Linked DNA regions of Homo sapiens: region 2 is linked to region 1. A link is an interaction called in ENCODE POLR2A ChIA-PET data of the cell type or tissue named here. Cell type or tissue: GM12878. All regions are shown on one strand. Links, peaks and the distances in the headings refer to the core of each region. The heading gives the core; the rest is flanking DNA.

Region 1 (16,916 bases), core at 5,639-8,138:
CCCCCGCCCCCGCCTCCCAAATTCATGTTGAAGCCCTAACCCCTCATATTTCAGAATTCCACCTTATTTGGAAATAGGTCATTGCAGATGCAATTAATTAAGATGAGGTCGCTGGGGCTGGACACGATGGCTCACACCTGTAATCCCAGCACTTTGGGAGGCAGAGGCAGGCAGATTGCTTGAGGCCAGGAGTTTGAGACTAGCCTGGCCAACATGGTAAACCCCCGTCTCTACTAAAAATACAAATATTAGCCGGGTGTGGTGGCGCACGTCTGTAATCCCAGCTACTCAGGAGGCTGAGGCACAAGAATCACTTGAACCGGGAGACGGAGGCTGCAGTGAGCTGAGATTGCGCCACTGCACTCCAGCCTGAGTGACAGAATGAGACCCTCTCAAAAAAAAAACAATGAGGTTACTGGGGGCCCCTAATCCAGTATGATAAGTACCCTTAAAAGGGGAAGAAATTTGGACACAGGTCGGCACAAAGCGGCAGCGGCGGAGGCCCCGGCAAGAGGCTGGAGAGAGGCCTGGAGCAGACCCCCAGCACCCTCCCAGAAACCGCGGCGGGCCGACAACCGAACCTCAGACCCCCAGCACCCTCCCAGGAACCGCGGTGGGCCGACAACCGAACCTCAGACCCCCAGCACCCTCCCAGGAACCGCCGCGGCCGACGACCGAACCTCAGGCCCCCAGCACCCTCCCAGGAACCGCGGTGGGCCGACAACCGAACCTCAGGCCCCCAGCACCCTCCCAGGAACCGCCGTGGCCGACGACCGAACCTCAGGCCCCCAGCACCCTCCCAGGAACCGCCGCGGCCGACGACCGAACCTCAGGCCCCCAGCACCCTCCCAGGAACCGCGGCGGGCTGATGCCCAAACCTCAGACCTCCGGCCTCCAGGACTGGAGGGAACAGATGTCTGTTGTTTACGACGTTCCCTTTGTGGCCCTTTGACATGGCAGCCCCAGGTCACTGACGCCCCGTTTCTACCACCAAAGAGCGCGATGCCACAGACGCCAACAGGAGGAAACACGTTTCTGGGCAGCTCTGCCCACTCTTGCGAAGAAACCCACCAACCCGGCTCCCCCAGGGCACCTCACCAGCAGGAACCAGGCGTGGGCACCATCCCCCAGGATGCCATCCAGGCAGGGACCAGTGTGGGCACCATCCCCCAGGGCGCCTCACCAGCAGGAACCAGGCACCTCCCCTCACACCAAGGCGTTCATGGTTTACCTTCTTCTGAAAAAATTAAGGTTAAGACATGAATACTGTGAAACTGTCGTACAAATTAAATTTCATATACATCATATTACCATTGTTCGTGGTCGCATTTCAAAATTTTTAAGTGAGCTCCTGACTAGAAAACACTCCAAGACATGTTAGCAGAGTCGTCTTTCGACAGCGAGACCGGTGGTACTATCCACATCATCTCCAGTGAGCAAGTGGGTGCTGGCGATGAGGACTTTAGGTTTTCCACATGGCAGCCCCCATGTGGCCATCTGAAGATGCAAAGCCATGTCTGCCGGCCCCGGGCTGCCCAGGCCCCGGGCTGCCCAGGTCTCTGTCGGAGGCCCTGCCAGCCCCGCCCCTCCCTGCCCACTGGCCCCTTTCAGTTCCTTCATCTCCAGCCCGGCTCTGACGCCCAGGCCGCCTCCTCCGCCTTCCCGAACCTGGCTACCGTCACTTCCTTCTTTTTGTTTTTGTAATGGGGTCTCACTCTGTCCCCCAGGCTGGAGTGCAGTGGCGCAATCTCGGCTCACTGCAGCCTCAACCTCCCAGGCTCAAGGCATCCTCCCACATCAGCCTCCTGAGCAGCTGGGACCACAGGGGCACGCCACCACACGGGCTAATTTTTTTGTTTTGTAGAGACGGGGTTCTGTCGTGTTGCCCAGGTTGGTCTTGAATTCCTAAACGAACCTGCCGCCCTGGCTTCTCAAAGCGCTGGGATGATAGGCGTGAGCCACTGCACCGACATAACGTCACTTCCTTCTGTCGGGCGTCCCCAGCCAGAGCCCAGCACGCTTCCCCTTTCCAAACACCTCTCACTGCCCTGCGCTGTCCCATCTCAGCCCCAGCCACCAGGGTCTCGGTGGGCTGTGGGGTCCCTGAATGGAGGGGCTTCCACTCCCACCTCAGCAGCTCCAGGCCTCAGCATCCCTCCAGCTCCAGCCAGGTGCCCACCAGTCACACGCAGGGGAAGCCTGGAGCAGTGCCTGGCTCGGGCCATGTGTGAGGGTGGCAGGGGTGCCTCCAGATGGGCACAAGGTGCTCTGGGCACCCAGGAGGGGGCCGGGGCAGCTGAGCTCCTAGTCTGTCATTTGGGTTATAGATGACACAGTGGAACAGGTCAGATCTGTAAAGGCGAATCCTGCCATGAATCACAACAGCAGTCCTGAGCCCTCTCAGCCAATGGACACAGCCTCCCCCTCCTCCAGGAAGCCCTCCCGGGCGTCACTGTTCTTACACTGACAGCACACATGCCACCTCGCTGCCTGACACTGCCCTGCCCTCCTCTCAGCCCAGGGACCACATCTCAATGCTGGACAGGCCCAACACATACACTTGGGGTCAACAAAACTACAGTACCAGGCCGGGCACGGTGGCTCACGCCTGTAATCCCAGCACTTTGGGAGGCCAAGGCAGGTGGATCACCAGGTCAAGAGATCGAGACCAGCCTGGCCAACATGGTGAAACCCCGTCTCTACCAAAATTAAAAAAATTAGCCAGGCGTGGTGGGGGGCGCCTGTAGTCCCAGCTACTCGGGAGGCTGAGGCAGGAGAATCGCTATAACCTGGGAGGCGGAGGTTGCAGTGAGCTGAGTTGGCACCACTGCACTCCAGCCTGGGCAACATAGTGAGACTCCGTCTCAAAAAAACAACAACAAAAAAAACCTACATGACTTTTTTTTTTTTTTCTCAGAAGGAGTCTCGCTCTGTTGCCAGGTTGGAGTGCAGTGACACGATCTCAGCTCACTGCAACCTCCACCTCCCGGGTTCAATTGATTCTCCTGCCTCAGCCTCCTGAGTAGCTGACATTACAGGCTCACACCACCATGCCTGGCTAATTTTTGTATTTTTAGTAGAGACGGGGTTTCACCACGTTGGCCAGGATGGTCTCGATCTCTTGACCTCGTGATCCGCCCACCTCGGCCTCCCAAAGTGCTGGGATTACAGGCATGAGCCACCACGCCCGACCTACAGTACCTTTTGAAAATTAAATCTGTAATACTGATTTACAGTATTTCAAAAATGTCTCATACTAAGTGCTGATAGAAGGTAAAATGAAACAGCAGCCGGGCAGTGTGGTACACACCTCTAATCGCAGCACGTTGAGAGGCTGAGGCGGCAGAATCACTTGAGCCCAGGAGTTGCAGGCTGCAGTCAGTGAGCTCCGATTGCACCACTGTGCTCTAGCTGGAGTGACAGAGCAAGACCCCCATCTCTAAAGGAAAAAAAAAGACACAGGGAGGAGAGAAGGTCATGTGACCACAGGCAGAAACTGGAGTGACAAAGTCACAAGCCAAAGGATGCCTGGAGCCACCAGGAGCTGGAAGAGGCAGGAAGGACCCTGCCTGGAGTCTCCAGAGGGAGCATGGCCCTGAGACACCCTGAGTTCCAGCGCTGGACTCTGGAACTGAGAGGAGACACCTCTGCTGCCGCGAGCTGCCCAGCAGGTGGTACTTTCACAGCAGCCCCAGGAAACTAATACACAAAGCCATGCATCAGCTTTTTTTTTTTTTTCCTTTTTTTTGAGACGGAGTCTCGCTCTGTCGCCCAGGCTGGAGGGCAGTGGCACGATCTCGGCTCACTGAAGCCTTCGGCTCACTGCAACCTCCGCCTCCTGGGTTCAAGTGATTCTCGTGCCTCGGCCTCCCCAGTAGCTGGGATTATAGGTGTGTGCCACCACACCCGGATAATTTTTTTGTATTTTTAGTACAGACAGGGTTTCACCATGTTGGCCAGGTTGGTCTCGAACTCCTGACCTCAGGTGCTCTACCCGCCTCCGCCTCCCAAAGTGCTGGGATTACACGCATGAGCCACCATGCCCGGCCCCAACTTTTAAAAATATTATAATTTTCTCAGAAAGCTAATCAGCTGGCTGGGAAAGGTGGCTCACGCCTGTAATCCCAGCATTTTGGGAGGCTGAGACGAGCGGATCACCTGAGGTCAGGAGTTCGAGACCAACCTGGCCAACATAGTGAAACCCCGTCTCTACTAAAAGTTAAAAAAAAAAATTAGCCTGGCATGGTGACGGGTGCCTGTAATCCCAGCTACTCGGGAGGCTGATGCAGGAAAATTGCTTGAACCCGAGAGGCAGAGGTTGCAGTGAGCCGAGAACATATCACTGCACTCCAGCCCAGGCAACAACAGTGAAACTCCATCTCAAAAAAAAAAAAAAAAGAAAGAAAAGAAAGCTAATCAGCTTAACAAGGCAAGAAAACTATTTGTGTACATTTTAAATCTGAGATACTGCTATGGCTAACTCTGACCTGAAATGGTAACTTCAAAAAAAATAGAACCTAAATAAGAAGGTTGTAATACCTGCTTAAAATAAAGGCAACACTATGCTCTCAAGGAATATGATGGAATCTTTCTCTTTTTTTGAGATGGAATCTGGCTCTGTCACCCAGGCTGGAGTGCAACGGTGCGACCTTGGCTCACTAAAACCTCCACCTCCCACGTTCAAGCGATTCTCCTGCCTCAGCCTCCCATGTAGCTGGGACTACAGGCGCCCACCACCACGCCCAGCTAATTGTTTTGTTTTGGTTTTTTTTTTTGAGATGGAGTCTCGCTCTGTCGGCCAGGATGGAGTGCAGTGGCGCCATCTCGGCTCACTGCAAGCTCCGCCTCCCAGGTTCACGCCATTCTCCTGCCTCAGCCTCCTGAGTAGCTGGGACTACCAGCGCCCGCCACCACACCCGGCTAATTTTTTGTATTTTTAGTAGAGACGGGGTTTCACCGTGTTAGCCAGGATAGTCGCGATCTCCTGACCTCATGATGCACCTGCCTCGGCCTCCCAAAGTGCTGGGATTACAGGCGTGAGCCACCACGCCTGGCCAGGATTGGTGTTAATTCTTAAAATGTTTGATAGAATTCAACAGTGAAGTGATATATACAATCATATACATATATAGAGAGAGACAGAGATGGACTTTTCTTTTGTTGGAAGTTTATTGACTATTGATTCAATTTCTTTATTGAAATTGACTTTTCTTTTTGGAAGCTAAAAAGTACAATAACTGTAGTGAAAGTTTCTGAACTTTTCTTTCATTGGAAGTTTTTTGACTACTGATTCTTTATTTGTTATAGGTCTATTCAGATTTTCTGTTTCTTCTTGAGTCAGTTTGGTCTCGCTCTGTCACCCAGGCTGGAGTGCAGTGGCGCCATCTTGGCTCACTGCAACTTCTACCTCCCGAGTTCGAGTGATTCTCCCACCTCAGCCTCCCCAGTATCTCGGACTACAGGCGCACGCCAGCATACCTGGCTAATTTTTGCATTTTTAGTAGGAACGGGGTTTCACCATGTTGGCCAGGCTGGTCTCGAACTCCTGGCCTCAAGCAATCTGCCCGCCTCGGCCTCCCAAAGTGTTGGGACTACAGGTGTGAGCCACCGCGCCCGGCCTTCAGCTACTCCATTTTTTAACATTTTGCCGCATTTGTTTACATCAAGCAATATGATAGAATCCCTAACCAGTTACTTTTTGCTTAAAAGCTGTACTAGGCCAAAACAAGCGAAGCACCCGTCTGTGTGAGGCAGCGGGTCTGGCTTACAGGCGGCGCCTCAGGGCTCGCTCCCCCTCCGAGCGGGTCTCACTCCCAGAGCGGGGCTCGCCCGGTGTCTGGCCTCCGAGGCCGTGTGCCCAAGTCCCCACCTTGTGCGGCACAGGCCCTTCCCACAGGGGACACTCACGGAAGCTGAACGGACCTTCCCACAGGAGACACTCACGGAAGCTGAACGGACCTTCCCACAGGGGACACTCACGGAAGCTGAACGGACCTTCCCACAGGGGACACTCACGGAAGCTGAACGGACCTTCCCACAGGGGACACTCACGGAAGCTGAACGGACCGACGGAGGTGGCGTGGATGAGCAGCAGCCGCCTGAGCAGTGAGGAAACCCCGCGGACAGCGCGGTAAGGACCCCACCCAGATTACTGGATTTCACCACCGGCCGCCTTCGATGGAGGAGTCCTCAGTCTCCACATCCGCACGGCACAGACGGAGGGGGGGCCCATGGGGCCCCAGCGATGAACCTGTCAGGGGTCCCCTGTACCCTGTAGGCCAGTCAAGCCATCCTTCCCAGCCCTTGCCCCGGGGGCTGAGCGCAGGGGAGGGCCCGGAAGGCAGACGCCACGGAGCCCGGGGCTTCAGGGGGGCGTGGGGCGGAAGCGGGGCCAGGGCGGAGGTCACGGACAGGGTCATCCGGACCCACAAGGAGTCTCAGCCCCGGGCCCGGCGGGAGGGAAGGGGGAAGCCAGGCTCTTCCTCCTAGGGCAGGGCCTGGGCTCCGGGGCAGTGTGACCTCCCGCCCCTAAGCGAGTCCTGCCTCCCCATGAGACCTGAGCTCCTCCAGCGTGGGTGGGAGGCGGACAGAGCCTCCCCCAGAGAAGGCCCTCCTCGGTCCAGCGCTCGGCCAGGACAGGCGCCAAGGCCGCCTTAAGAAATAAAACCAGCAGGCGCGGTGGCTCACGCCTGTAATCCCAGCACTTTGGGAGGCCGAGGCGGGCGGATGGTGAGGTCAGGAGATCAAGACCATCCTGGCTAACATGGTGAAACCCCGTCTCTACTAAAAAATACAAAAAAAAATTAGCCGGGCGTGGTGGGGGCGCCTGCAGTCCCAGCTACTCGGGAGGCTGAGGCAGGAGAATGGCGGGAACCCGGGGGGCGGAGCTTGCGGTGAGCCGAGATGGCGCCACTGCACTCCAGCCTGGGCGGCAGAGCGAGACTCCGCTTCAAAAAAAAAAAAAAAAAAAAAAAGAAAAAGAAAAAAAAAAAAGAAAGAAAACTCCATGATTCATGAGGTAAGACCTGGGAGCTGGCGGCTCGGTGCTCCGGTGCTGCAGAGGCACTCAAGGGGCTCTCCACGTTCGCCTTCCACGTTCCCCTTCGCAGGGACCGCAGCGCCTGGGGCACTTCGCCATGGGCTTGGCCGAAGTGGGCACTAAAGGTGCAGACTCGGTGGAGCCAAGGGGGGCAAGGTCAGCAGCCCTGGGGGCGCAGCCCTGGGGGCCCCGCCGTGGGCCACGCCCAGCGCGTCCAGTCCTCATGGCCGCGTCTATTCCAGGAATGGGGTCCTGGGGTTCGGCACAGGCCTGCTGGGGTGGTGGCCCCACATCTTGCCTGTGTCCCCCCATATTATGCCCAAGGGAGCAACAAAGGCCACCCCTGGGTCCAGGCCTCAGGAGCTCACAGGAGCCCTGAGCCCAGAAGACAGCAGCGCCCTCACGCGGTCCTCAGCAAACCTGCCAGAGCCCAGCAGGTGGAGAGGACTCCGGGAGACAGCAGGAGCTCCGCGACCTCCCTTCCTCTCCCCTCTTCTCCCTTACGAAGTTAGCCGTGTGGTGGCCAGTGTGGCTTAACTCAATGATACAATTTTAAAGATTTCTGGAAAGGACTTAAAAGACACGTGCTTAACTCTGAGAAAAGATTTCAAGGCCAGGCCAGAATGGTGGCTCATGCCTGAAATCCCAACGCTGAGGGAAGCCGGGGCGAGCAGATGGCTTGAGCCCAAAAGTTCAAGACCAGCCTGGGCAACATGGTGAGACCCCATCTCTACAAAAAATAGAAAAAATTAGCCGGGCATGGTGGTGCACACCTGTAGTCCCCGCGACTCTGGAGGATGAAGTGGGAGGATCCCTTGAGTCGGGAGGTCGAGGTTGGAGTGAGCCAAGATGGCACCACTGTACTCCGGCATGGGTGACACAGCAAGGCCCTCTCTCAAAAAAAAAAAAAGAAAAGAAAACTCTAAATACATGGAACTGGCAAACATTAACGTAATGTCAATTACAAAGGTGGCCGTGACACAGGAGGCCCAGAGTGGGGCGGCCCTTGAAGCAGCCTGCAGCGTGGGGATGAGGCCTACAGATGCCTCTGCCTCTTTGACTAATTCCACTTCTGAGACTCTGCCCCAAGGAAATAACCCAAAAAGCTAATTGGTTCCAAGATGTTCCAAGCACTGCTATGGCTAACAGTGACAAACAGAAAAAGACCCAAACACTCGACAATTCGAAGATGGCCCAGAAAACCGTCAAGTATTAAAACTGAGCAAAACCCAATTCCAGGAACATTAAAAATGCCAGTCACGTGGATGCTTAGAAGTTTATCAGAAATTAACGGGAAGAAATGAGAACAGAAAGCCCAGCTGGTCGTGTCTGCACAAGCTCACACACACCGACCACACTCAGGATAGGCACCAAAACCCCCCTTCCCCTCGCAAACCAAGGTCCTTATTCATAAAACACAAATGTAATCCTAGCACTTTGGGAGGCTGAGACAGGTGGATCATATGAGATCAGGAGTTTGAGACCGTCCTGGCCTACATAACGAAACTCTGTCTTTACTAAAAATATTAAAATTAGCTGGGCGTGGTGGCACGCACCTATAATCCCAGCTACTAGGGAGGCAGAGGCAGGAGAATCGTTTGAACATGGGAGGCAGAGGTTACAGTGAGCCAAAATTGTGCCACTGCACTCCAGTCTGGGCAACAGAGTGAGACTCTGTCTCAAAAAACAAAAAAATAAATAAAAATAAAACACAAACGCGAGAACGTGCCCACCAGCACAGATGCAGGGTAGGATGACGCCACAGGAAATCAGCACCCAGGAGGTGAACAGAGCGCGAACATGAGAGCAATCTACGTTTCTCTTTCCTCACTCCTACGAGGAGCTCCAGCAGCAGAGCCGGAGAGCACCAGCTGGCGTCCAGGCTCCACTCTCTTTCCTCACTCCTACGAGGAGCTCCAGCGGCAGAGCCGGAGAACACTGGAGAGCACCAGCCGGCGTCCGTGTTCCACTCTCTTTGACTTTTCACAAACCCAACAGGCAGGCGAAGAGTCTGCCTCTCTGGGTCCCAGAACCCCACAGGATGGGCATGAGCCCCACCCCGCCCAGCCCACAGAGGCGAGTCTGGGTCCCAGAACCCCACAGAATGGGCATGAGCCCCACCCCGCCCAGCCCACAGGGGCGAGTCTGGGTCCCAGAACCCCACAGGATGGGCATGAGCCCCCCTAGGGGCAAGAGACGACAACAGGTGGACAAGATGCGAGCCACCAGCCCACTAGGACCTCGGAGCTGCCATGGGGTGGGTCTCCCTGAAGAAGAGTCAAGCAGCCTTCCTCTCCCCAGCCCCACCCCACCTCTCATACAGAAGACACTACAGCCCCAGGCCTCCCAGCTTCTGACTTCCAGGAGCAGAAGTAAGTTCTTCCACAGGGCAGGAGGGGCCCTGGAAGGATACGACTGTCACCTCCTCTGAAAGTATTTCCAGGAAGCCCACTGTGCTCATAGCCATAGGCAACGCAGAGAGCAGGAAGATCTCGGGGGTGCAGAGAGGGGGTGGCCCATAGGTGACGCAGACAACTGACCCTGACCCCTGGGCCCAGCAGAGATCTGCACGTGTGAGGGTCAGCTCTGAGCTGGGCGACGGGCCAGCCGGCTCACCTTGCAGCCAGGTGAGCTCTACCCCGCTGGGAAGAGAGCTGCTGCTGTCTGACTCCCTGCCACATGAGGACTCAGGACTCACTGGGCAGGTGAGCCATGGTGCAGGAACAAACCCCTTTCATCCAACTCTGCCATAAGACAAAATGTTAGAATCACAGTCCCTGTCACTAAGTAGCACATCTATTTCACCAACTCCCACTTTTCTGCCAGGTCTGGCTCATACATCGTTCAGACCAAGTACTTGCCTGGGAAAAAAAACTAAAGTAAAAATAGCTCTTAGACTCCAAACGTGGAAGCATTAAAATATTCAAAAGAACTGACCCTGCAGATATTGAAACAAGGCTTTAGTGCTGACCCACCAAAGTGGCGGCGATCTTTTCGGAACAAAACTCTCACTAATAGGAAAACTCCAAATTCAGGCAAAATTTGCATCAACTTTTCCTACATAAAAAAAAGAGAAGCAACGGTAAACTACATTTGCATTTTTAGTAAAAACTAAATGAAAATCAACTTGAAATAAGAAAATTAACATTAAAATTTTTCACAAGGCCAGGCAAGGAGGCTCAGGCCTGTGATCCCAGCACTTTGGGAGGCTGAGGCGGGCAGATCACGAGGTCAGGAGATCAAGACCATCCTGGCTAACATAGTGAAACCCCGTCTCTACTAAAAATACAAAAAATTAGCCGGGCAATGTGGTGTGCACCTGTAATCCCAGCACTTTGGGAGGCGGAGGCGGGCGAATCACGAGGTCAGGAGTTCGAGACCAGCCTGGCCAACATGGTAAAACCCCGTCTCTACTAAAATACAAAAAATTAGCCAGGCAATGTGGTGCGCGCCTATAATCCCAGTGCTTTGGGAGGTGGAGGCGGGCGAATCACAAGGTCAGGAGTTCAAGACCAGCCTGGTCAACATGTGGAAACCCCGTCCCTAGTAAAAGAAATACAAAAAATTAGCTGGGTGTGGTGGCAGGCGCCTGTAATCCCAACTACTCGGGAGGCTGAGGCGGGAGAATCACTTGAACCCGGGAGGTGGGGGTTGCCATGAGCCAAGACCACCCCACTGCACTCCAGCCTGGTGACAGAGCCAGACTCCATCTCAAAACAAAAAACAAAACAAAACAAAACAAAAACTACGGCTGGGCGTGGTGGCTAATGCCTGTAATCCCAATACTTTGAGAGGCCAAGGCAGGTGGATCATGAGGTCAAGACATTGACAGCATCCCGACCAACATGGTGAAACCCCGTCTTTACTAAAAATAGAGAAAAATATTAGCTGGGTGTGATGGCGCGTGCCTGTAGTCCCAGCTACTTGGAAGGCTGAGGCAGCAGAATTGCTTGAACACGGAAGGCGGAGGTTGCAGTGAGCCGAGATCGCACCACTATACTCCAGCCTGGTGAGAGTGAGACTCCGTCTCAAAAAAACAAAACAAAACAAAAACAGGCATCAAAATATGAAACAACCCGTGTTTTAAAATACATTAAGTTGGGGCCAGGCACGGTGGCTCACACCTGTAATCCCAGCACTTTGGGAGGCTGAGGCGGGTGGATCATCTGAGGTCAGGAGTTCGAGACCAGCCTGGCCAACATGGTGAAACCTCGTCTCTACTAAAAATACAAAAATTAGCCGGGTGTGGTGGAGCGCGCCTGTAATCCCAGCTATTCGGGAGGCTGAGGCAGGAGAATCACTTGAACCCAGGAGGCAGAGGTTATAGTGAGCTGAGACTGTGCCACTATACTCCAGCCTGGAGACAGAGCAAGACTCCATCTCAAAAAAAAAAAATAAATAAATAAATAAAATACATTAAGTTGGAAATTCCAATGTAAGCATTGTGGCTACACACCAGAGTAACTGCTCCCCTGCCACTGCCCTGCGCGGGCGAGTCCCAGCCCTCCCGCCTCTACCTGGTTCTACTGACGGCTCAGGCAGGAGTTCAAGGTCACAAGGATGCACCCAGCCAGACCTTCAGGTAGGAAGTGTCACAGAACCAAAACTGATCCTTCAGCAAATAAGTAGCATGAAACAGAGAGAAGAAACGCAACTTCAGGGACATCACCACCCACAAGCAGCACATGGCCCTCATCCCAACTCTGATTCAAGTAAAGCCACAGTGAAAATGTGCAGGCCACAGTCAAGAACGCTGAGCCCAGCCCAGCATCGCGACGCTGAGGAAGTGTTGCGGGGTGCCCGGCTGCGTGTGAGCCACACACAACGAAGCACCGAGGGTAAAACTGAGATTTGCTTTAAAACACTTGAGAGAAAAAACAGTGGGAAGGGCCGGGCGCGGTGGCTCACGCCTGTAATCCCAGCACTTTGGGAGACCGAGGCGGGTGGATCACAAGGTCAGGAGATCAAAACCATCCTGGCTAACATCGTGAAACCCTGTCTCTATTAAAAATACAAAAATTAGCCGGGCATGGCAGTGGGCGCCTGTAGTCCCAACTACTAGGGAGGCTGAGGCAGGAGAATGGCATGAACCCGGGAGGCAGAGCTTGCAGTGAGCCGAGATCACGCCACTGCACTCCAGCCTGGGCAACAAAGCAAGACTCCGTCTCAAAAAAAAAAAAAAAAGAAAAGAAAAAAAGAAAGGAAAAAGAAAAAACAGTGGGAGAGAGTGGGAGAGATGAGTAAGACAAGAGCAGAGCACTGGGGGTTCCCGCAGCCAGGCGACGTGGACGTTCTCTCTAATTTTGTGTATGTTTGAAAAGTTCCAAAATAAGTTTTTAAAAATATAATTAGGTTTTAAAATAATAATATAACTTTTACAAAACTGGGAAAATATACAATCCAGCGGTGCAAATGCGGTGAGAGAGAATCTCATCTGGAAACCCACAGGCAGCCCCACCCCTCAACAGGAGGCCCAAGACCTGCCTCTGCAGGGGGAGAGAACCCCAAGACCTGCCTCCTCCCACCCCCAGGCAAGGGTCCTCATTTGGGGTTGACCTCCCAGAGGAGTGCAGCAAGCCTGGGCCTCAGGAGTCTGACTGTGGGTGACAAGCCACAGACACAGCCATGTCCACATCGCACCATGGCCACCGCAGGCAACTTAGAATGCTCGATACTCACCCTACTTCGGAATTAGGAATATCAGATGCACCATTCACAATGCTATGTGCTAAATTAAAGTTCCACATGTTACTACCTCACAAATCAAACTTTCCTGAATTTTAGCAATGATATTTCAGTAGTTGCTACCCTTCATTTTCCAGGGATCTTACTGGATGCACTAAAAATGCTATTGTGAGCTGATCATGGTCTCACATGCCTGGGGTCCCAGCTACTCAGGAAGCTGAGGCACAAGGATCGCTTGAGCCCAGGACGTCGAGGCTGCAGTGAGCTGAGATTGCGCCACTACACTCCAGCCTGGATGACAGAGCAAGACCCTGTCTCAAAATAAACAAACAAAACATGCTATTCTGAAAAGGGGCCACAGCTCACCAGCTGCTGAGAAGACACAAAAGGCCGAGAGCCCAAGTCTGAGCTGAAGGCACAGGTGCAGTGGGCCCAGGTGCAGTGGGCGCAGGTGCAGTGGGCACGAGTGCAAGTGCAGTGAGTGCAATGGGTGCAGGTGCAGTGGGTGCAGGTGGGCACCGGTGCAGTGAGTGCAGGTGCAGTGGGCAAAGGTGCAGTGGGTGCAGATGGGCACAGGTGCAGGTGGGCATAGGTGCAGTAGGTGCAGGTGCAGTGGGTACAGGTGGGCACAGGTGCAGTGAGTGCAGGTGCAGTGGGCAAAGGTGCAGTGGGTGCAGGTGGGCACAGGTGCAGGTGAGCACAGGTGCAGTGGGTACAGGTGGGCATAGGTGCAGTGAGTGCAGGTGGGCACAGGTGCAGTGAGTGCAGGTGCAGGTGGGCACAGGTCCAGTGGGTGCAGGTGCAGTGGGTGCAGATGGGCACAGGTGCAGGTGAGCACAGGTGCAGTGGGTGCAGGTGGGCACAGGTGCAGAAGGTGCAGGTGCAGTGGGTACAGGTGGGCATAGGTGCAGTGAGTGCAGGTGGGCATAGGTGCAGTGAGTGCAGGTGCAGGTGGGCGCAGGTCGAGTGGGTGCAGGTGCAGTAGGTGCAGGTGAGCACAGGTGCAGTGGGTACAGGTGGGCACAAGTGCAGAAGGTGCAGGTGCAGTGGGTACAGATGGGCATAGGTGCAGTGAGTGCAGGTGAGCACAGGTGCAGTGAGTGCAGGTGCAGGTGGGCGCAGGTCCAGTGGGTGCAGGTGCAGTGGGCACAGGTACAGTGGACACAGGTGGGCACAGGTGCAGTGGGTGCAGGTACAGTGGGCACAGGTGCAGTGGGTGCAGGTACAGTGGGCGCAGGTGCAGTGGGCACAGGTGGGCACAGGTGCAGTGGGCGCAGGTGGGCACAGGTGCGGTGGGTGCAGGTGCGGTGGGCGCAGGTGCAGTGGGCACAGGTGGGCACAGGTGCAGTGGGCGCAGGTGCAGTGGGCGCAGGTGGGCGCAGGTGCAGTGGGTGCAGGTGCAGTGGGTGCAGGTGCGGTGGGCACAGATGCAGTGGGCACAGGTGCAGTGAGCAAGGCAAAGGGGGTGCCCAGAGGAGGGCCCGAGTCCTGCTTCGGATTGGGAGGCACAAGCAGCCGCAACACTCAGCTGCCCCTCTTGGCTCCATCTCTGCTCACCCTCAACATGACTCCCTCCCCACCCACCCCGTGTCTCTCCTCACAGGCTCACATCACCCAAGATACTCAAAGCATCTCCCCCATCTGCATAACCCAGCAAAGCAAGGACTCCATGACCTGCTGTGTACCCAGGCCAGGAACCTGACCTGCCACAGGCCCAGGGCTGCGTGCACACTGGCTGAATGCATTAGTTAATATTTTGGTGACGCTGGTTACTTGCCACCTCTGCTGTAAATAACAGCAGCGTCAAGGATACAGTGGCCACGAGAGGTAGCAGCTGCTGATGTGTGGAGAAGCCTCCATAGAGAAATACGTGTGAAAGATGCATCAAGAAAACCCAAGCTGTGATGCTGTTAAGGGCTGAAATGTGTCTGCTGAAGTCCTAAACCTGCAAACGTGACCTTATTTGGAAATAGGGTCTTTGCAAATATAATCAAGTTAAGATGAGGTCATAGTGGATTAGGGCGGGCCCTCACCCAATAGGACCAGCTTCCTTAAAAGAAAAGGAAAAGGCCAGGCCTGGCACGGTGGCTCACGCCTGTAATCCCAGCACTTTGGAAGGCTGAGGCGGGCAGATCATCTGAGGTCAGGAGTTCGAGACCAGCCTGACCAACATGGAGAAACCCCATCTCTACTAAAAATACGAAACTAGCCGGGCATGGTGGCGCATGCCTGTAATCCCAGCTACTCAGGAAGGCTGAGGCAGGAGAATCGCTTGAACCCAGGAGGCAGAGGTTGCGTTGAGCCAAGATCGCGCCACTGCAGTCCAGCCTGGGCAACAAGAGCGAAACTCAGTCTCAAAAAAAAAAAGAAAAGAAAAGAAAAGGAAAGGGCCAGATGTGGTGGCTCATGCCTGTAATCCCAACTCTTGGGGAGGCAGAGGCAGGAGGATCGCTTGAGCCCAGCATGGGCCACATAGGGAGACCCTGTCCCTACAAAAAGTAAAAAAATTAGCCAGGTATGATGGTGCATGCTTGTAGTCCCAGCTACTTGGGAGGCTGAGGCAAGAGGATCCTTGAGTCTGGGAGAAGGAGGCTACAGTGAGCTGTGCTTGTGCCACTGTACTCCAGCCTGGCCCACAGAGTGAGATCCTGTCTCAAGAAAAAAAAATAGAAAAAGAAAAAGAGGCCGGGTGCAGTGGCTCAGGCTTGTAATCCCAGCTCTTCAGGAGGCCAAGGTGGGCGGATCACCTGAGGTCAGGAGTTCGAGACCAGCCTGGGCAACATGGTGAAACCCTGTACCTACCAAAAATACAAAAAATTAGTCAGGCGTGGTGGCACACGCCTGTAATCCCAGCTACTTGGAAGGCTGAGGCAGGAGAATCGCTTAAACCTGGGAGGTGGAGGCTGCAGTGAGCTGAAATGGTGCCACTACACTCCAGCCTGGGCAGCAGAGTGAGACTCTGTCTCAAAAAAAAAAAAAAAAGGAAGAAGAAGAAAGAAGAGGAAAAAACCTGGACACCCGCAGGGGAGACTGTGTGAAGACAGAGGCAGAGGCTGGAGCGAGGCGTCTATAAGCCAAGAGGCACCAGGGACTGTGGTCAACACCTGCAGCTGAAGAGGCAGGAGGACCCTCCCCTGGAGCCTTGGGAGGAAGAGTGGCCCCGTCCACCCCGATGCTGGGTGTCAGCCTCCAGCCCTGTGACAGAATAAGGCTCTACCGTTTTCAGCCACTCAGGCCATGGTCCCATGTAACGCAGCCCCAGGAACTCGCCCAAACAGCAAGCTCACCTACAGAGACTGCACGGCACCACGCTCTGAGTGGTGGCACTGGGGGTCTTCACCCAGGACTCACATGGTCCCATCCGCCAGGGACCCTGCCTTTTGAGTCTGTAGTTTTGAGGTACACTGCAAGGGGCCCTTTGTAGAGCTGGACAAGGGCGCTGGGGTGAGAGCCACTGGCGCCATCCACGCTGCCCCTGCCAGGTGAGGCATGCCTTGACCACGGTCCTGCTGGAAAGCACGTGGCAAAGCCACCCAGAAACCAGATGCAAAGCCCAGAAGCCCTCGGTGCAGCCCCTGCATCCAAGTCACGGTCCCCTCCAGCTGGGCTGCGTAAGGAGGTCCAACCCTGGGTCTTCGTGAGGAGGAGAGCAGCGCAGTGCCGCCCCGCAGTCAGTTCTGCAGAGGGAGGGTGGGCCAGGCCAGTGCGGACCCCCAGGGCATGTTCTACAGCAACAGTGGCCACAGCTCCAGCCAACACCTGGGCACTCGCCATCTCTCCTGATAGTTATGTATTCATGTCAGCATGTCAAGAAAAGCATCACTGGCTGGTCGCGGTGGCTCATGCCTGTCATCCCAACACTTTAGGATGCCGAGGCGGACAGATCACAAGGTCAGGAGTTCGAGACCAGCCTGGCCAACATGGTGAAACCCCGTGTCTATTAAAAAAAAATGCAAAAATTAGCCGGGCATGGTGGCAGACACCTGTAATCCCAGCTACTGGGGAGGCTGAGGCAGGAGAATCGCTTGAAACTGGAAGGCAGAGGTTGCAAGGCAGAGGTTGCAGTGAGCCGAGATCGCGCCACTGCACTCCAGCCTGGGTGAAAGAACGAAACTCCAGCTCAAAAAAAAAAAAAAAAAAGAAGGCCAGGCGCAGTGGCTCAAGCCTGTAATCCCAGCACTTTGGGAGGCCA
Region 2 (10,986 bases), core at 6,309-8,808, 200 kb after region 1:
AAGGCGCGACTGCTCCTCAAGTCTGTTCGGGAGACGAACCCTCATCACCCGCCAGCCTGGATTGCATCAGCCCGCCTGGAAGAAGTCACTGGGAAGCTACAAGTAGCTCGGAACCTTATCATGAAGGGGACGGAGATGTGCCCCAAGGTGAGGTATTTCCTGGGAGGCGTTTCCTGGGAGGCTGCGTGATTGTGGCCCCTACGGGAGTAAACTTGTTAGAGCAAATCTCTTTGTCTTTTGGTATTGAAACTACAGACAATAGGGCAGGCTGGGGGAGGATGTGAAAAGCAGCCAAGGGCTTTTTCCTGCTTGTTTTCATGTGGAGTGAAGGCTAATCCACCACTTTTTTTTTTTTTGGAGACGGAGTCTCGCTCTGTCACCCAGGCTGGAGTGCAGTGGCACGATCTCGGCTCACCGCAAGCTCCACCTGCCAGGTTCACACCATTGTCCTGTCTCAGCCTCCAGAGTAGCTGGCACTATAGGCGCCCGCCACCATGCCTGAATCCACCACGCCTGAATCCACCACTGGTTTGACGGCAGGCTAAGCTTCATTATAAAGAGCTCAGTTGGTCAGCTCTTCACCCGCCTAATGGTGGCCAGTCACGGTGGCTCACGCCTGTAATCCCAGCACTTTGGGAGGCTGAGGCGGGTGGATCACTTGAGGTCAGGAGTTAGAAACCAGCCTGGCCAACATGGCGAAACCCCGTCTCTACTAAAAATATGAAAGTTAGCCAGGCGTCGTGACAGGTGCCCATAATCCCAGCTATTCGGTAGGTGGAGGTTGCAGTGAGCTGAGATTGCACCATGCTGCTCCAGCCTGGGCGACAGAGCGAGATTCCGTCTCAAAAAAAAAAAAAAAAACAACAAAAAAGAACGACCCGAGCAGATGTGCAGTCTCTGCTTTGTCCATGGAGTTGTCCTGAAGGAAATCATGCTCTTTTCACAAAGTGGTGTTTCATTTTTTTTTTTTCTTTTTTTTTGAGTCTCGCTCTGTTGCCCAGGCTGAAGTACAGTGGCGTGATCTCAGCTCACTGCAACCTCTGCCTCCCGGGTTCAAGCAATTCTCCTGCCTCAGCCTCCTGAGTACCTGGGATTATAGGCACCTGCCACCACACCCGGCTAATTTTTGTAGTTTTAGTAGAGACAGGGTTTTGCCATGTTGGCCAGGCTGGTCTCAAACTCCTGACCTCATGATCCACCTGCCTCGGCCTCCCAAAGGGCTGGGATTACAGGCGTGAGCCACCGCGCCCGGCCATTAGGTGTTCTTCAGTCAGACATATGGTAGCCATGTTCCCAAGTGTGGTTATAAGGGGGCGACTCCTGGTGCAGGTGTGTTAGAGGCTGAGCTAATTGGCTTTCGTAAATTCTGGGGCCCGAGGATCTGCTCTGGAGATCTGTGCCTGCTGCCCTGTTGCGGCTTCCAGCCTGCACTGAGCCTTATTGGTCTTATCTCTTGCCTCACAGAGTGAAGATGTCTGGCTGGAAGCAGCCAGGTTGCAGCCTGGGGACACAGCCAAGGCCGTGGTAGCCCAAGCTGTCCGTCATCTCCCACAGTCTGTCAGGATTTACATCAGAGCCGCAGAGCTGGAAACGGACATTCGTGCAAAGAAGCGGGTTCTTCGGAAAGGTGAGCCTCCCTCGGAGGTGCTGCTTTCTCCCTCCTTGGGGCCCCTCCTCTCAGCAGCTTTCCTGCTCCTGGCTCAGGCTTTTGGTGAGAGTGGATAAGGAACCAGGGACATTTTTCAGGCCTTTTCTCAGGCTGGGTTGCCTCTGCCCTTGGACCCCCATGGGGGAGGGATACTGTGGTGGGCAAGTTCCCATCCTGGAAGGGATGCTTGGGTTGAGCCCTCACTCCTGCCTTTTTCCAGTGTGTGATCTTGGATGCTTGGGCGGTCACTCTGGTCCAGGCTTCCCTCATCTGCAGGGTGAGAACAACGGTAGCTCAAAGCCTGTGTCCTGGGGCTCTGGAGATGGTCTGTGTGAAGAGCTGAGCCGGCACCTGGCACGTGCAGACCCGTTGTGGGTGTTACTCATTTTCTCTCCTGAGAAGGCACCAGAGCCACACGTTGATTGAACTCTTTCCTGCTGCTGACGAGGCTGTGCCTTCTGCTCCCGCGATGCAGCGTGTGCCGTCAGCTCAGGTCAGATAACGACAGACGGTGTGCCTACCAGGCAACCTGATTCCATCCAGGGATTCCTGCCAGGGTAGAGCTTTTGTGGGTAGTTTGTTTATTTTTATTACTGTGGATTCATAAAAGGAGCACTGTTTCTCCTGTCACTGGAAGTGTGTAGTAGATGCTGCTCTTGAACTGGGTCCAGAACGAGTGCTAGTCAGGGGGCTGTTCTGAAGCTAATCTGTGCAGGTGGCTTCTTTTTTTTCATTTTTTGTTTTTTTTTTCTGGTTTTTTTTTTTTTTTTTTTTTTGAGATGGAGTCTCGCCCTGTCGCCCAGGCTGGAGTGCAGTGGCGTGATCTCGGCTCACTGCAAGCTCCGCCTCCCGGGTTCACACCATTCTCCTGCCTCAGCCTCCTGAGTAGCTGGGACTACAGGCGCCTGCCACCACGCCTGGCTAATTTCTTTTTGTATTTTTAGTAGAGATGGGGTTTCACTGTGTTATCCAGGATGGTCTCGATCTCTTGGCCTTGTGATCTGCCTGCCTCGGCCTCCCAAAGTGCTGGGATTCCAGGCGTGAGCCACTGCACCTGGCCTATGCAGGTGGCTTCTATCCATTTTTTTTTTTTTAGACAGAGTCTCGCTTTGTCGCCCAGGCTGGAGTACAGGGGCACGATCTTGGCTCACTGCAGCCTCTGCCTCCCGGGTTCAAGTGATTCTCCTGCCTCAGCCTCCCGAGTAGCCGGGATTACAGGTGTGCGCCTCCATGCCTGGCCAATTTTTGTATTTTTAGTAGAGATGGGGTTTCCCCATGTTGGCCGGGCTGGTCTCAAACTCCTGACCACAAGTGATCCTCCTGCCTTGGCCTCCCAAAGTGCAGGGATTACAGGCGTGAGCCCCTGTGCCTGGCCTTTTCTTTTCTTTTTTTTTTTTTTTTGAGATGGAGTCTCACTTTGTCCCCCAGGCTGGAGTGCAATGGCACCATCTTGGCTCACTGCAACCTCCGCCTCCTGGGTTTAAGCAATCCTCTTGCCTCAGCCTTCTGAGGAGCTGGGACTACAGGCACCTGCCACCACGCCTGCTTAATTTTTGTATTTTTAGTAGAGACGGGGTTTCACTGTGTTGACCAGGCTGGTCTTGAACTTCTCACCTCAAGTGATCCACCCACCTCGACCTCCCAAAGTGCTGGGATTACAGGCGTGAGCCACTGTGCCCGGCCAGATTTTTTTTTTTTTTTTGAGACAGCGTCTTGCTCTGTCACCCAGGCTGGAGTGCAGTGGCACGATCTTGGCTCACTGCAGCCACCACCTCCCAGGCTCAGGCGATCCTCCCAGCTTAGCCTCCCAAGTAGCTGGGAGTATAGGTCCCACCCCCATGCCCAGCTATTTTTAATTTTTGGTAGAGATGGGATCTTGCTGTGTTGTCCAAGCTTGTCTCAAACTCCCATCCTCAAGTGATCCTCCTGCCTTGATCTCCCAGAGAGCTGGGATTACAGGCATCAGCCGTCGCATCCAGCCTATTCTTCCTGAATTTATAGCCTAGGAAAAATAAAGTGTATTTTATGGAATCAAGGGCAGTTTTCAGTGAGAGCTTTCCAGCTCTTGTTTTTCCAAATGTCTTTAAGCGAAATATCCCATTGAGGCTTCTGTGCTGATAGGACCGTGCAGATGAGGGCTCTTTGGTAGAAAGCCCCTTATCAAATATAGTTTCATTCACTTACTGTCTACGTCTGTTAGAAGACAGGTGAAGGCTGCTTGCCTGTGATGCATGTTCCCCCGACCCTGTGCACTCACATGTGAACGTGCTTTCCTCTGTCGAGGCTGGTTTCTTGACCGCAGCCCAGCTGCTCAGTGAATGCTCAGAGACAGCCTCTTTTATTTTTTTTTATTGAGACAGAGTCTCGCTCTGTCGCCCAGCCTGGAGTGCAGTGGCACGACCTCGGCTCTCTGCAAGCTCCGCCTCCCAGGTTCACGCCATTCTCCTGCCTCAGCCCCCCAAGTAGCTGGGACTACAGGCGCCCGCCACCAGGCCTGGCTAATTTTTTTTTGTATTTTTATTAGAGATGGGGTTTCACCATGTTAGCCAGGATGGTCTTGATCTCCTGACCTCATGATCCACCCGCCTCGGCCTCTCAAAGTGCTGGGATTACAGGCGTGAGCCACCGCGCCCGGCCAGAGACAGCGTCTTATAATGAGGTGGCCAGGAACAGAAAGTTAGCACCTGTCTGGGTTTGTAGAAATCAGTTTATCTTTTTTCAGCTAGGAAGAAATAGTTCTTTGATGAAGAGCCCATGAAAGTCTGGGTAATTAGTATTGTTTACTTAGAAAAGCTCTATTGAATTCTTCCTGCCACAGTTTGATGAATGATCATGAATGTCTTTGTGGCCACTCCCTGCTCACCACCAGATTGTCTGGGTTCATTTCCAGTTGGTTTGGATTTGGAGATGGGAGTATGCTGTTGGAGGCGGGGGCCTTCGGGGAGTGTTGAGGGACTGTGTTTCCACGGCTGTTCTCTCAGGGAGTGGCCTCCTGGCTGTGCTCTCTCAGGCAGAGAAGCTGGGCTAAGGTGGAATGAACCCAGGATCTCCAGGATGGCCTTTGCCGCTGCCCTAATACTGGTCCTGGCCTGCCCTTTCCCAAGAGTGTTTCCAAAAACTGTATTCTTTTCCTGGGGTGAAGCCCAGCACTGCTTCATTTGGTTATTAGCAAACACTTACACGTTGCTTGAAGGGTCTGGTTTTTGAAATTAAGATGACAGCTACTTCCACTGGTGACTTAGGACACCTGCCAGCCAGGGAGCCTGGCAGTGCATGGTCTCTGTGAGCTCTGGGTCGCTGTTGGGCTGAGCTGACACCTTAGTCCTTTGTTGGGAGAATGGGCGTTTTGGGTGCTGATCTTGAGACCTGAGGAGGCTGAGTAACCTTAGGCATGGTGCTTGGCCTCTGAGCTTCCATGTCTTCCTCTGTAAAAGGGAAGAGGGCTTTCAGGATTGGGGAGGGTGCAGCATGTGAGCTTCCTGGCCAGGGTGGGGTGTCCCACGTGCAGAGTCCCCTGGGGAGGCCCGACTGGCAGCTCCCCTACAATAATGCACTCACATGCTGTGTACTCCGCTAGTTAATGCAGATGTGTGGAAGTGGAGTTATTTTACACTAACGCCATATGCTCTGGCCTGTGAAGCGTGGCATCCTTCAGTGGCCGTCGCCAGCGTGTCCCTCTGGGGGCACAGGAATGGCACAGTTCAGGTTGAGGGTCTTCCCTGCAGTCACGTGACCCCCGGAGAGCATGTTGGCCTCTGCACGGTCACGTCTTCATGGCTGTGTCTAGCATTCAGAATACTCTTCTGTTCTAGGCCAACTTCAGGGGTGTGTGCTTCCTCCACTTCTGCTCATAAAGTCACACTCCTTGAAGGCCATTGTATCATGGTGTGCCATGTGGCTTCCGAAAGCACCTGGGGAAGGTGACCTTGTTGGTTTTAGTGCCATGCCTGTGGGCTGCTGATGAGATGCCATGGAGATATGTCAGCTCTCTCCCAAAACTTGAAGACACAGAGTCCTGGGAGTCGTAAGTTAATGACTCCATAAATTGAGTCCCGCATGAATATTCTGTTCTTTAGAGACGCGAAGTTCATCTCCACCAATGTACAAAGTATTAAGGGAAGTAGTTCATATTTAGACAAATAGAGCACTCATCTCCCACGCAGTCGAGGTGAGAGCGCACAGGAAAAACAACTGGGTCGTTCTGTGTCTTCTCTCTATGCCTAGTCGCCTGGTTGGAGGTTAGGACTTTCCTTCTTTACTGCTGTGCCCTCTGCTGTCACCCTGCTTGGTCAGGGTTCTTGACCTGGATGAGTAACCCAAATCTTTTTTTTGTTTTAGACAGAGCCTCGTCCTATTGCCCAGGCTGGAGAGCAGTGTTGCAATCAGCTCACTGCAGCCTCAACCTCCTGGGCTGTAGTGATCCTCCTGCTTCTGGCTCTTGAGTAGCTGGGACCATAGGTACATACTACCATGCCTAAATAATTTTTATTTTGAGACAGGATCTTGCTCTGTTGCCTAGGCTGGAGTGCAGTGGCATGATCATGGGTCACTGAAGCCTCAACCTCCCAGACTCAAACTATCCTCCAGTCTCAGCTTCCTGAATAGCTGGGACTCCAGGGACATACCACCATGCCTGGCTGAGTTTTTAATTTTTCAAAGAGACGAGGTCTCCCTGTGTCATCCAGGCTGGTTTTAAACTCCTGGGCTCAAGTGATCCTCCCACCTCAGTCTCCCAAAATGCTGGGACTGCAGATGGGGGCCACTGTGCTCAGCCAGGACCCATATCTTTATCCCCAAAGGGTCTGACTTGTTGGTAGTTTTGCTTTTTTGGTGGCTGTAGTTCCCATTAACTTTTACTGGTAAAAGCAGAAATACTAAACTGTTTTTAGGACTGGCCTCTAGATAGTCTCCCACAGTGGGTGGCAGCAACTCAGTCTCGCTTTGGGAGTCAGGGTTAGCCTCTCCAGCCAGGGCTGGTACATGAGGAGGCCAGAGGGAGCTGTGGTCTGCACCCTGGTTGGCACATACTCCCTTTGGAGTAGCTCGTAGCTTGCTCTTTTTTTTTTTTTTTTTTGAGACTGAGTCTTGCTCTGTTGCCCAGGCTAGAGTGCAGTGGCGCAATCTCGGCTCACTGCAACCTCCGCCTCCTGGGTTCAAGGAATTCTCTTGCCTCAGCCTCCCAAGTAGATGGGATTACAGGCACCTGCCACCACACCCGACTAATTTTTGTATTTTTAATAGAGATGGGGTTTGGTTTCACTGTGTTGGCCAGGCTGGTCTCGAACTCCTGACCTCATGATCCACCCGCTTCAGCTTCCCAAAGTGCTGGGATTACAAATGTGAGCCACCACACCCGGCCTTTGGACCAGCTCTCTTGACAGGAGGGTCCAAGGAGGCGGAGACGGGACTCTTGGCAGTGGAGACGGGACTTGTGGCAGCGGAGATGGGACTTGAGCCATTCAGACATCACTGTTTATTCCTAGACCCGTGTGTTCTGGCTGTGAGATCCAGCCGGGATTGGTGTCTATTCACAGCATTTGTGGCATCCTACTGGGCTGCCAGGCCATGGCTCTGAGTGATGGGCACATGGTAAGACCATGTTCTGCCTGAATCGGTGAATTCATATAGCTTCGTCTTCTGGCCGTCTTTCAGTTGGTCAAGTGGACATCCAGATAATAAGGCCAGGGGTGTCAGTGCCAGTGTGCTGTGCAGAACCATGCGTAAACCACAGCAGACTTTTGTCTTCTCAGTCCCTTGACCCTAAGGGACTCCCCAGAGGTTGTCAGTGTGGGCTGAGGGAGGAAAGCGGTTGAGCAGCCACCAGTGCAGGAGGCATCTGCCCCATAGCTTAGGCAGCTGTGCTGCACCTGCCTTCCTTCCACACCATCTCCTGGGTGCCATTTCCACCCTATGAGGCCACTGCTGCATCTGCCCAACCTTGTGGCTTGGTCTGTCAGTAACACCTGGAGTGGGCAGCAGGTTGCTCAGTCATTTTATGTCCCTTAGCTGAGTGTTCATTCCCTGCCAGGGCCTCACAGCCAGCCTGGGGCTGTTTCTCAGCAGGAGAGCAGGTACCTGCAGGAGAGCTAGCTCACTTGCCCTCTCCCCTCCCCGCCTCCCCTCCCCTCTGCCTCCCGTCCCCTCTTCCCCTCCCCGCCTCCGCTTCCCTCCCCGCCTCCCCTCCCCTGCCCTGCCCTTTTCCTCTTTTTTTTTTTTTTGAGACTGAGTCTCCCTCTTTTGCCTAGGCTGGAGCTGGAGTTCAGTGGTGCAGTTTTGGCTCACTGCAACCTCCACCTCCTGGGCTCAAGCGATTCTCCCACCTCTGCCTCCCAGCTAGCTGGAACCACAAGTACATGCCACCACGCCCAGCTAATTTTTGTATTTTTTGTAGAGACAGGGTTTCGCCATGTTGTCCAGGCTAGTCTCGAATTCCTGGGCTCAAGCGATCCTCCCACCTCAGCCTCCCAAAATGCTGGGATTATAGGTGTGAACCACCACAATCAGCTGCCTGGCCTAATTTCTTTTTCTTTTTTTTGAGTTGGAGTCTCTCTCTGTCACCCAGGCTAGAGTGCAGTGTCACAGTCTCAGCTTATTGCACCTGCGCCTTCTGGGTTCAAGCGATTCTCCTGCCTCAGCCTCCCCAGTAGCTGGGATTACAGGTGCATGCCACCATACCTGGCTAATTTTTGTATTTTTAGTAGAGACAAGGTTTCACTGTGTTGGCCACGCTGGTCTCGAACTCCTGACCTCAGGTGATCTGCCCACTTCGACCTCCCAAAGTGCTGGGATTACAGGCGTGAGCTACGGGCTGTACCTGGCCCGGCCTAATTTCTTAACATCATTAAATGTCTACTGCATTCATATTTTTCCAGCTGTCATGTCAGTACCTGCACGGGCACATGCATGCATAACCACATGCACACATGGTTGGTTTGAATCAGGATCTAAGCAAAGTCTGAACATTGCCGTTTGGTTGATGTCTTCTCTCGGTTTGTTGATGGAATTGGGTTGTTTTTCCTTGAGATTCCTCACATCAGGGTTTGCTCACTGCAGCCTGTGAGATTGTTTCATGTGGGTCTCGTTTCCTGTATCCTCTGTTTCCTGTATCCTCTTGTAAATTGGAAGGTAGATTTGGAGACTCATAAGAGTAAGCTTTGTGTTTTTTTTTTCTTTTTTTATCAAGGAAATATTCGTGGCAATGCAAGCAGCGTCAGGAGCTGCAGAGGCTGTCACTGCTCAGTGGCCCCAGTGTCCTTCATGGAGTTCTCCACAGCCTTTCAGCTCCTGCCTTTGGCAGTGGCTGGTGACCCGTGCCCGCATCTGTTCCTTCATTAGGGTGTGCAAAACGGTGACATTATAATTAGGTCACTCTTTGCTTTTATTGCCAGAATTATTCTTAAGAGAAGAATTTTCCTATATCCATGATTTGGTTATTCTGAGTTTATTTGGGAAAGACAGAATAGATATTTGATTTGCTTCCTTTCAACTTTCGGGATGATGCGTTGATTCTCTAGCATTCTCCAAAGGTGACTAATGGTCTCTTGGAGCTTTGTTATGAACTATTGAATGCTGTGGTATTTCATGGGTTTGAATACATTGCAGGTAATATTCTTAATATGCTTATTGACCTTCAGACTCTCTGATCATTGTCCAGTGGAAGTCTCTTCTAGTTTGCTCTTGAATTTTTTTTAAGTTTTAGGTATTTTTATTTAAGGGAAAACATGTAATAATGAGGTATTTTAGGTCGGGCGTGGTGGCTCATGCCTGTAATCCCAGCACTTCGGGAGGCCGAGGCGGGCGGATCATGTGGTCAAGAGATCAAACCATCCTAGCCAACATGGTGAAACCCTGTCTCTGCTAAAATTTCAAAAATTAGCTGGGTATGGTGGCTGCACGCCTGTACTCAGCTACTTGGGAGGCTGAGGCAGGAGAATCGCTTGAACCCGGGTGGCAGAGGTTGCAGTGAGCCGAGATCACGCCACTGCACTCCAGCCTGGCGACAGAGCGAGACTCCATCGCAAAAAAAAAAAAAAAAAAAAAAAAGAGAGGTATTTCAGACACTGGCATTTTTTCGTAAATATTTGAAGTGAATTACGTAGATCTTAAGTGTGCAGTTTGATGTCTTCACAAGTGCATGCACCCCTGTAACCCACACTCGACCAAGGCATAGAGCATTTCCAGGGTGGGCACCGTGGCTGACGCCCATAATCCCAGCACTTTGGGAAGCCGAAGCGGGCGGATCACTTGAGATCAGGAGTTTGAGACCAGCCTGGCCAATATGGTGAAACCCCGTCCCTACTAAAAATACAAAAATTAGCCAGGCGTGGTGGTGCGCACCTGTAGTCCCAGCTACCTTAGAGGCTGAGACAGGAGAATCTCTGAACCCAGGAAGCGGAGGTAGCAGTCAGCTGAGATCGTGCCATTGTACTCCAGCCTGGGCAATAGAATGAGACTCTGTCTCAAAACAAAAACAAAAACATTTCCATCCCCGCAGAAAGTCCCCTGGTGCCTCTCAATCAATCCATACTATCCCCATTCGTTGGCAGTCATGCTTCTGACTTATTTTACCAAGATTAGTTTTGCCTCTTTTCAGACGTCACATAAAGGGAGTCATATAGTATAAACTGTTTTGGGACTGGTTTCTTTTGTTCAGCATGTTTTTGAGGTTCATTCCCGTGGTCACTGGTTTCCTGAGTCCTGTTGATATGACCCTGGCAGTCTTCAGTCACTTCCTTGCTTTCTGCTACCACAAGATGCTCCGTTTGTCCTTGTTTGTGTCTGCCCCAGACCTGAAGGAAGCCACATAAAGGGCAGGTGTGTGGTCCCTGACTGTCAACCAGGGAAGTCCGTCTCATCCTGACCAGCAGCATGCTCACCACATGAGCCTCCTGTTTTTATCTCCTTTTCTGTGACGTGGTTTCTCGTTTGACCTTTCCTAGCCCTCGAGCATGTTCCAAACTCGGTTCGCTTGTGGAAAGCAGCCGTTGAGCTGGAAGAACCTGAAGATGCTAGAATCATGCTGAGCCGAGCTGTGGAGTGCTGCCCCACCAGCGTGGAGGTGAGTCTGGCGGGCTCAGGGCCACCAGAGCCCAAAGTGGCCAAGGCCTGAGCCCAGGTTCAGTGTCTGGAAGTGATGATACAAGTGGAGCATTGAGCTCACTCAGGCTGCAATTTCTGGGAGCAGAAGGCCCTGTGGAACCCCAGGATGCCGTTCTGTACATAGCCGCTAGGCAGGGTGGTCAGTGGCCTCAGCTAGCTGTGCTCTTAATGGACGTGCAGGGAGAATCTTAGCTCATACCTGACCACTGCAGAAAATTCTCTGTTGGGCAGTTGCTCAG

What was found. Peaks named below come from ENCODE experiments on the same cell type or tissue, not always from the same donor. Only the 100,000 strongest peaks of a DNase experiment are listed, where the experiment ranks them.
Region 2: POLR2A ChIA-PET joins it to region 1 with 6 read pairs; 4 of 35 experiments call an interaction of 5 or more read pairs at or near these places.

Annotation. Positions count from the first base shown.
Region 1 is chr20:63,802,026-63,818,941 of GRCh38, forward strand. The region is part of intron 1 of ZBTB46 (zinc finger and BTB domain containing 46); the gene reads right to left. ZBTB46-AS1 (ZBTB46 antisense RNA 1) reads left to right here and starts at 6,051. Exons shown (of 3, transcript NR_110081.1): 1 at 6,051-6,130. RefSeq lists enhancers at 159-660, 12,990-13,740, 13,741-14,491. In GM12878, for the core only: no CTCF peak of the experiment used is centred there; no DNase peak of the experiment used is centred there.
Region 2 is chr20:63,999,613-64,010,598 of GRCh38, forward strand. It overlaps PRPF6 (pre-mRNA processing factor 6), which reads left to right. Exons shown (of 21, transcript NM_012469.4): 8 at 1-147; 9 at 1,465-1,627; 10 at 10,588-10,706. Among named protein-coding and RNA genes, the nearest start is that of PRPF6, 24 kb to the left of the region's middle. RefSeq lists an enhancer at 39-541 and a silencer at 5,482-5,654. In GM12878, for the core only: no CTCF peak of the experiment used is centred there; a DNase peak (open chromatin) is centred at 7,491; H3K27ac peaks cover 267 bases.